Regions from separate parts of the Mus musculus genome. Here region 1 is linked to region 2. The links are chromatin contacts, found by Hi-C in ENCODE. All regions are on one chromosome and are shown on one strand. The core of a region is the stretch at or near the end of the contact, and the rest is flanking DNA. Distances in the headings are between cores, read along the strand shown.

Region 1 (4,722 bases), core at 1,870-4,369, 140 kb before region 2:
TATCAAGATTCTGGTAAACACAGGAGTTTCCTATCACAAAGACTTAAGAGGCTCCAAATGTCAATAGTGTCAAAGTTGAGAATCTCTTTTCCACATATTATATATAATATATTACTTCGTCACAGCGACCAAAGTATCAAACACAGATACATTAAGAAATGAAAGTGTAATGGCTCATGGCTTAAAATGTTCTTTTCATCATGTGAAGAAATGCATAACAGAGAGGAGCCATTATTGCAAGCCAGGAAGCTGAAGAGGAGAAGCCAGGCACTGCACTGACTCTCTCCTTTCTTCACGTCTGTCATCTTGGGCCTCCAACCCAGCAATGGCACCAACTACATTCAAGTAGGGTTTTCCCTATCAGTTAACTGTCTCTGGAAATGACCTCATACACAGTGCCAGTATTGTAACCCTTCAAATTCCTAGATAATTCTAAACCCCATCATGTTGATAATGAAGATTCGCCATCCCAACTAAGTTGTCTTGGTAACAGCAAAATTTTAGAACAAGTCTTCAAGAATGACATTTTAAACAAAAATAACATACTGGTATTTGAGTTGAGATTTTTAGACAGGTAGAGAATCTGACTATTGTCTTTAGCTAGAGAGTTACTTTGTATGAAGAATCCCTCTAACCAGACATGGTAGTGCACATCTCTAATCCCATTCATCCTGGGACTGTGAGTTTGAATCTAACCTGGGAAATTTTAAAACTGTCTCAAAATAAACATTTATAAAGGATGGAAGTGACAGGAAAAATGGTACATGCCTTTTATCCCAGCACCCAGAAAAATAAGGTAGGCAGACACCAATGACTTTAAGGGCAGCTAGTCTATATAAAGACCAGCTCTAGGCCAGTTCCAGGGGTACATAGTAAGACTCTGTCTTAAGCAAAAGTGGAAAGGGTCTTGTCGATTAGATTAGCTTAGCTTAGTGATAGAACATGAACTTTCTGGTCTAGCATAGTGAGGCCCTGGGTTCAACTCCAAATACTGCATAGGAGAAAAGCTTGCCTAACTCTTGATACTTGACTCTTCCATTAATTCTTATAATTTCTGCTTCAAAAATGCAATTATTGAAAAATCTATGAACTCAATAATATTCACTTAACTTGGTAGTTCATTCTGTGTGCCTTATGTTTAATATATAATGCTGCATAATTCTGCTAGGAGACTGCCTTGCAATTTACACATCTGGTTCATGAAGTTTTCATCTGAAACCTGGGAATTAAAATAGGTATATCAAATCAATCTTCTTAGGAGGGAGCACTAAATTAATATAAGCTTTTTCTATGTTTATGCATGTTTATATACATATATATGTTTATATACAGATATATGTTTTCCTATATACATGTTTATATACATATAAATGTTTTCCTATAAATCCTTATGATAAAATTTAGTTTACAAATAAAAAAGTTAAGAGATTGAAACAATGAGTCATAAAATGTAATAGCAATAAAATGGAAGAAATCAATGATATGCAATGACATAGTTATATTAACATTATGAATTTCAGTAATTTTAAAAATAATTTTGGTTCATGTATCCATGGACTGAAGTCAATTGGAAACACGGGCAAAGGAAGCACGGAAAAGGGAACCGCCATATCCTAGATTAGAACAAGCTCTAGATAAACACACACAACTTCTCACCTTTAACTTTACCATTTTTTAATTATTTTTTAATTCTTTTCTACAGTCCAGACTTCACCCCTCCCAGTCTTCCCTACAACCACTCCCCATCCCATACCTCCTCCCCCCTATCTCCAAGAGTATGTTCCCAACTCCACCCCTACTCCACCAGGCCTCCCCACTCCCTGGGGCCCAAGTCTCTGGGGTTTAGGTGCATCTTCTCTCACTGAGGTCAGTCCAGAGAGTCCTTTGCTGTATATGTATACAGGGTCTCATATCAGCTGGTGTATGCTGCCTGGTTGATGGCTCAGTGTCTGAGAGATCTCAGGGTTCCAGGTCAGTTGAGACTGCTGGTCTTCCCATGGAGCTGCCCTCTCCTCAGCTTCTTCCAGCTGTTTCCCAAGCCAACCACAGGGGTCTCAGGCTTCTGTTCACTGGTTGGGTGCTAGTATCTGCATCTGACTCTTTCAGCTGCTTGTTGGGCTTCTCAGAGGGCAGTCATGCTAGGCTCCTGTCTGTAAGCACACCATAGCATCAGTAACAGTTTCAGGGTCCCAGGCCTCCCTTTGAACTTGATCCTAATTTGGGCCTTTCACTGGACCTCCTTTCTCTCATGCTCATCTCCATTTTTTGTCCCTGCAGATCTTTCTGACAGGAACAATTCTGGGTCAGAGTTTTTGACTATGGGATGGCAACCCCATCCCTCATCTGATGTCCTGTCTTTCTACTGGATGTGGACTCTGCAAGTTCCCTCTCCCCACTGTTGGGATTCTCATCTAAGGTCCCTCTCTTTGAGTTCTAAGAATCTCTCACCTCCCAGGTCTCCTGTACATTCTAGAGGGACCCCTACATCCTACCTCCCGAGGTTGCCTGTTTCCATTCTTCCTGATGGCCCTCAGGGCTTCAGTTCTATTACCCCCAATACCTGATCATATTTCCCCCTTCCCTTCCCTGTCCTCTCTCCTACCCAGGTCCCTCCCACCTTCTGTCCCCAGTGACTGCTTTCATTAAAGAAGAGTTTTCCTTTCCTTGAAAGAGAAGGTCTTTTACATTAGCAATGGTGTCTTAATGGGGATGTAGAGTACTAGAAGGGCCCTAGGAAAAGTTATACATTTTTAATAATTACAAAATAGACATTGTCATGTGAAAGACCAGAGTTCCAATGAGTCCTTTATAAAAATGCTTACATCTGGAATGTTAGAGTACCTAAGACTTTTGTCTGAGAACCTGAAAACCTGAAGTTTTGCCTTGTGACTTTACAAACTTTTTTTCCTACTATGGAGAACAGTTCCCACCAGGTGAGTTTGTTTCTTCCATTCCCACACCCTTTAGATTTTTGTCCTGCATTATCTTCCATCTTTCACTGATTTGAATTCTAAATTTAGATTTCTGAGTTTCCAATGAAAGAACTTTTCTGGCACCCATGGCCATGGGTGTCAACAAGACATGAAGGTATAAATAGCTGTGGAGGAAAGCCTTCATCCTATTGACTGCTCTAGCCACAGTGAGCAACCATGAAGACCTTAATCTTCCTTGCCTTCCTTGGAGCTGCTGGTGAGTACCTTTAATGAATAAGTCACTAAGAGTTAACCATCTTTGCTCTTTGGTTGGTGGTTCAATCTCTGGAAACCCCCAAGGATCCAAGTACAAGGAAGGTGTTTTGGACTAAACTCAAGACTTAGTGAATACCAGGAAAATATTCACCACTTCCAACATATATAATCCCTATTTTTTATATAAATTTATTTATTAAATGCATGTGAGTACACTGTCCAATCTTCTGACACACCAGAAGAGGGCATCAGATCCCATTACAGATGGTTGTGAGCCACCATGTGGTTGCTGGGAGTTGAACTCAGGACCTCTGGAAGACCAGTCAGTGCTCTTTCCACTGAGCCATCTCTCCAGCCCATATGATGCCTGTTTTACTTTTAATTTTCATAATGAGTCTTGCTAAATCGTCCAAGCTACCACTCAGCACATTCTATCGCCCAGACAGATCTTAAGTCTGCCTCATCCACCAAAGCAGTGGAGTGGGAACTACAGGTCTGAGACAAAATGCAAGGATGCAATTAAAATTGCAGCACTGAAAGGTAATATGAGTTTCTCCAGAACTCAGGAAGTATAAACTAGACATTTCTCTCAATACTTCCAGAAATATCTTAGCTAATAAAATGTCTTAGCTCAGAAAAATAATGTAAGACCTTGAAACTAACAGTGGACCCTACTACACAATGCAGGAGTCCATGTTGCAAAGGTTGTTGGCTTAAATGAAAAGGTTAGTAAGGGAAATCTTGTCATGCTTGGTGAAATTGTTTATAAAAACTTCAGTTACAAGCAATAAGAGAGATAATCAGAATAAAAACATTAAACATTTTTTCTTTAAAGTGAGAATACTTTCAGCCTGGTCCTTAAGTTTTTCTTCTTTGCTTATGGAGATAAACATGTCATGCCAACAACTTATCGCCTGCCAAGATTAACGCAAAGCTATCCATTTGCATGGCTTCTCAGCAGATTGTGTTATAAACTGTCCCTTATGTCCTCAAATAGTCACAATCAGGCATCTCTGGCTGACTTTCTTCACAGTTGCTCTCCCCCTGGATGATGATGATGACAAAATTGTTGGAGGCTACACCTGCCAGAGGAATGCTCTCCCCTACCAGGTGTCTCTGAACAGCGGCTACCATTTTTGTGGAGGCTCACTCATCAATTCCCAGTGGGTTGTTTCAGCCGCTCACTGCTACAAATCGTAAGTGACCAATATTCACATTTCCATGCTCTAAATCCATTGTCCTTTGGTCTTATCAAAATACAATTAGGAAATGTGCACAGTTATATAGGATATTTAAAACGTCCAGATACTGGATTGTAGAGATGGATCAGTTGTTGAGAACACTTGCTGCTCTTCTGGAAGGCCTGGGTTTGATTCTAAGCAAAAAAATGGTTCACAACTACCTGTAACCCTAGTGTCATGGGATCTTATACCTTCTTCTGGATTCCACTGGGCATCTGCATTCATACATGAACATACCTACACACAGACATGTATGCATGTATATAATTAAAAGTAAATTTAAAAAAAATCAG
Region 2 (4,655 bases), core at 1,261-3,760:
GACATAGAGAAATCAATTTCAAATTGATCAGGATAATCTTCTAAATGCTAACTGTGCCAGAAGTTGCCATTCAGGAAGAAGAAGAAGAAGAAGAAGAAGAAGAAGAAGAAGAAGAAGAAGAAGAAGAAGAAGAAGAAGAAGAAGAAAATTTATCAGTGATCTTACCCAATGCTGTACCTTGCATGCTACAGTACTAACCTGCCATTGGTACAATAATGACATAACTTCTGTGGGGATAAACAACTTGTTTCTGATTGTATCTAAAGCACATTTCAGAGATAATTGATTCATGCTACTATAAACCTAGTCAAAAGCCCTAGGCTAGGGAATGACATGATAGAGGAATCTAATGTTGTTTTTGCTAAATGGTCATGTTTCTACATTCTAAATATATTTAACCAAATAGATTTTCACAGTTCTCAATTTTGGAAGTCTCTCTCTCTCTCTCTCTCTCTCTCTCTCTCTCTCTCTCTCTCTCTCTCTCTCTCTTTCTCTCTCTCTCTCTGTCTCTCTCTCTTTCTCTCTCATCATTTAAAATGTGGTTGGTTACTCTTATGACATTTTTGCCAGTATTACATCAGTATATCTTATAATCAGAATTGTGTTATAGGCCAGAGTATTTGCCTTTCAGTGATTAATGATTAATTTTCTCTTCAAGTACAATGCTAGACAGTAGGGTGTGAAGCTTCTATTTGTGTGCCAGCTTCATTGCTCCAATTTGATGACATACGTGAGTACTGTTTTCAGCAATAAGTCCTTGCCATTAGATTTCAGAGAGTAACCAATAGCCGTGGTAATAATCCATGATGTTTCAAGGGTACTATGGGATCCCTTTACTCAATGATTCCAAATTCTGTAAACTATTCCTATTACTGAAACACTGACTTGATGGTACAAGACATCTAAATAGGGCAGGATCTTTTCTGTTACATGATGATTTCATTTATATTCCTTTAATACCTGAATATGTTTTAGTATTTTTTCGTTATTTTTCTAAAGGCCTTTAATGTTAATTGTTCTTGTCATATTCCCTCATTTATCCTTCCCTCCCATCCCCCTTACCATTTAATCATCCTATTCTAGTTACCCTTATCTCATTATAACACTATATTCTAGTTCCCCTTCCTTGGACCACTACCTCCTGTCCCTTGCTGGGTACTCACATCTGCATATTAAAGCATACAAAGGAAGCTTAAAAACTAACATCTTCATATAAGAAAAAAAAACATGCAGTATTTGTCTTTTTAGGTGGGGGTTACCTCACTTGGAAGGATTTTTTTTCTACCTCCATCTATTTTTCTTCATATTTCATGGTTCTTTTTCTTAACAGTGGAATAATGTTCCATTGTGTAAATGTGCCACATTTCATTATCCATTCATCACTTGAAGGATGTATGTACTACTTCCAATTTTTGGCTATTATAAAGAGAGCAGCAATGAACATGGGTGAGCAAGTATTTCTCTAGTAGGTCATAAAGTCTTTTAGGTATATGCGCAAGAGCGATATAAGTAGATATTGAGGCAGACCCATTACCAGATGCCTGAGAAGCACCCCCTCAATGATTTCCACAGTGGCTGTACTAGTTTGCACTCCCATCAGAAATGAGTAAGTGTCCCCCTTCTCCCCTTCTCTCACATCTTCACTAGCATGTGCTAGCATTTGTTTAATTACCTTGACCATTGACTTAAATAAGATAAAATCTCAAAGTAATTTTAATTACTCATGACTATGGATGTTGCACATTTTAAATTTGTTTCTCAGCAATTTCTGTTCCATATTTTAGGAACTCTCTAAGTATTAGATTCTTGTAAGAAAAATAATACTCTATTCGCTCCCTTTTGCTGTGCATATACATATATGGGAAAAGCCAAGTGAACCTCCAGAAGAGGGTACCTGTCTATCAGCCACTATCACCAAATTTGTCAGTAATTGGAGAACTGAGTTACAAACTCCAGATCTATAAGAAGACTAATGTGTGTTGCTCATGGCACTAGACTATGCTATTTATTTTGTCAATCCAAGAAGACAAAACACTCAGTAAGGGGACCACCTGCTCAGATCTTAGACCCACATTCAAATCAGGTTCCTTGATGCTTGTTGAGTTTTAATATTTCCTTATATTTTGGGGTGCATATATTTTAACAGATATGATTTACTTAATCTATATACCAGTGTGTTTGTGTCTGGGTACTTTTGGTAGCACCTATTTGTTTCACTATCACTTCTTCCAGCTTGGGAACTCCTTGAAGATAGAAATGGAAACTTTAAATATATGGGTACCCAACAAAAACACATATTCCAGCTCTGGTAAGGTTTGCATGGTTTTAAATGATGCCTGGTTTGGGTCATAAAGAAGATAACTAAAGTACTTCAAAGAGACACTGAGTGCCAAGCAAGTGGTTACTGTCAGTGCCAGAGTACAGATAAATGCCAGAGTCACACAAATGGGATGGGCATCATCATAGAGGTGGGAGGGGTCTGCATCATGTGTGCAGCCCAGAGAGCAGCCTTCCTGCACAAGTCAAAGAGCAGGAGGCTGTGGAGACTTTGTGAACATCTCTCTTGGATTAAGTAACTTCTTCAAAAGAAGACAAAATTGAGATCTAGACAGCGTGAGTGATCAGGTTTGTTACAAGTAATTTCCTCACTCTGACACCACTTTATACTCTGATGGGGAGAGCTTTTCATAAAGTAAATCCCACCGCTGAAGTAATTCATCAGTATTTTATCTCATTCTCTCGTCTTTATGCTTTACAGAGACACTGAGCTAAAACCCATCTCAAAACAGCTTTCAACATCATAATGAAGTTAGCCTTCCTCTGCATTCTTTCAACCCTGCTTCGTGAGTATCTTCACTTCTTTCACTATTTGCCAGAGGAGTCCTAGGGAAGGCATGGAAGATAGAAAAATGATAGAGGCATCATTTGAAACTTAGTACCTGACTGTTTCTCTCTCAGCACTGCCACAGCACATATCAATTTTAGTTACTTCCCATAAGAATACCTGCCTTCTGCGCTTCAAATTGATTGCTTATGTACTTTGAAGGAGGCGTGGACATTAACACATCTACAAGATATCCATTCCATATTAGGAGCTTATTTTGAACCTATCTGGAACATGATAGATATTGTGGCCTAGGAACAGGAAAGAGAAGGCCCAGGTTAAAAGAGGAATTCAACTAAAGAGTGCAGCATCAGACTTAAAGGTATAAACTTTTGACATGGCTCAGCTCCCCACACTCTATGATCACTGTGTTAGGAAAATGTTAGTTGTTCTGTCTTCTAAATATATCCTACGTCCAATCACATCTCACTACATTTACTGTTCATGATACTCCAAACCAGCATCTCTTCACTGGAATATTCATTTACTTGCCAATAGTTCCCTCCATTTCTACATGTTCTTCTTCCAGGGTTTCTAAGAAGATGATGCCATGACTTTAAATCTTGAAGAGGTCCCACTTCCACTTAGAATACAAGTTTGCATAACTCCAACATCACACAAAATGCACTATCCCTTGTACATTATTCTCTACCACCACCATCCTTACTTACCTCATGCCATGTCAGCCACACTGGCCTCTATGATATTCCTTAGACAGGACCTAGACTTCATATTCTGTCTGTAGCTGTTTCCTCTTTCTGGAATCTCTGGCTCCACACATCTGATAATCTAAATCCTCTGTCTCCATGACTTTGCTCTTTGCTGTTACCCAACCCTGGCCACTGATGCATGATGTTTTACTTTTTGATCTAACATCCACCCACAACCCCCAGACCCCAACACACACAACTGGTATTTTACATCTTTAACTGGCCTAACTCTATCCCCACAGCTTTAATCACTATTCAACATGCTATTTTATTTACTTGGGTTTATTATTTTTAAATATGTTTACAGATTCAGATGTTTAAGAGCATGGCTATCTGTTTCACTCAGAAGCTAACTCAAACTCCTAAACAGAGCCTGGCATATACTAGTATGACATTAATTGATGTTTTTATTTACTCCCTTGTTGTCCTTAGACTCTGAAAGCATTTGCCCTGTTCTTGTCATGGTACTGGCTTTCATTGTTCATGGTACAGTTGTTGGAAGAGAGAGATAACTTGTGAAAGTCTTTGTATCACGTACTATTCCCATTGTTATGACAAATAACTGACAAGCAGCAACATAAAAGAGAAAGGCTCACTTGGCTTATGACTTGAGAGAACATTCCATTAAGGTAGGGAAGCCATGATGACAAGAGCAACCTCTGAATTGGTAGCAGAAACATGTGGTTATTTGCTCACATTTATGCAAATCAGAGGCTAGACAGGAAGTGGAATAGGCTAACAACCTCAAAGCTTGCTCCCTAGAGATCTACTTCGCCAAACATCATCATCAGCCGGTATTCAAGTGTTCAAAGACATGATACTGTGTGGGGCATTTTACGTGCAAATGTTAGCAACAATTTAACATTGGTAAAATGGTTTAGTAATTAGCTAGTCTAACAAATTCCACTTAATTGTATAAAATGAGGGAACTTGTGTTTCTTTTTAAAGTCATTCCTTTATTATTGTATATGTAAGATGAGGGTGTCCATGCGCATTTGTACATTTGTAAAAGTTGTAGGCTACTTTGTGAGGTAGGTATTCTCCTTTCATCTTTGGGTTCT

What was found. Hi-C counts contacts between places; a loop is a spot of excess contacts on that map.
Region 1: a loop to region 2 is called in a map of T-helper 17 cell, with 3 times the contacts of the local background. The contact joins the promoter of 2210010C04Rik here to the promoter of Prss58 in region 2. A Hi-C loop is called at or near these places in 4 of 37 maps with a recorded cell type or tissue (T-helper 17 cell, T-helper 2 cell, mature B cell and 1 more).

The regions. Positions count from the first base shown.
Region 1 is chr6:41,033,906-41,038,627 of GRCm38, reverse strand. 2210010C04Rik (RIKEN cDNA 2210010C04 gene) reads left to right here and starts at 3,119. Exons shown (of 5, transcript NM_023333.4): 1 at 3,119-3,189; 2 at 4,222-4,384. The coding sequence starts at 3,150. It also overlaps Tcrb.
Region 2 is chr6:40,898,242-40,902,896 of GRCm38, reverse strand. Prss58 (protease, serine 58) reads left to right here and starts at 2,510. Exons shown (of 6, transcript NM_175020.3): 1 at 2,510-2,625; 2 at 2,759-2,843. The coding sequence starts at 2,804. It also overlaps Tcrb.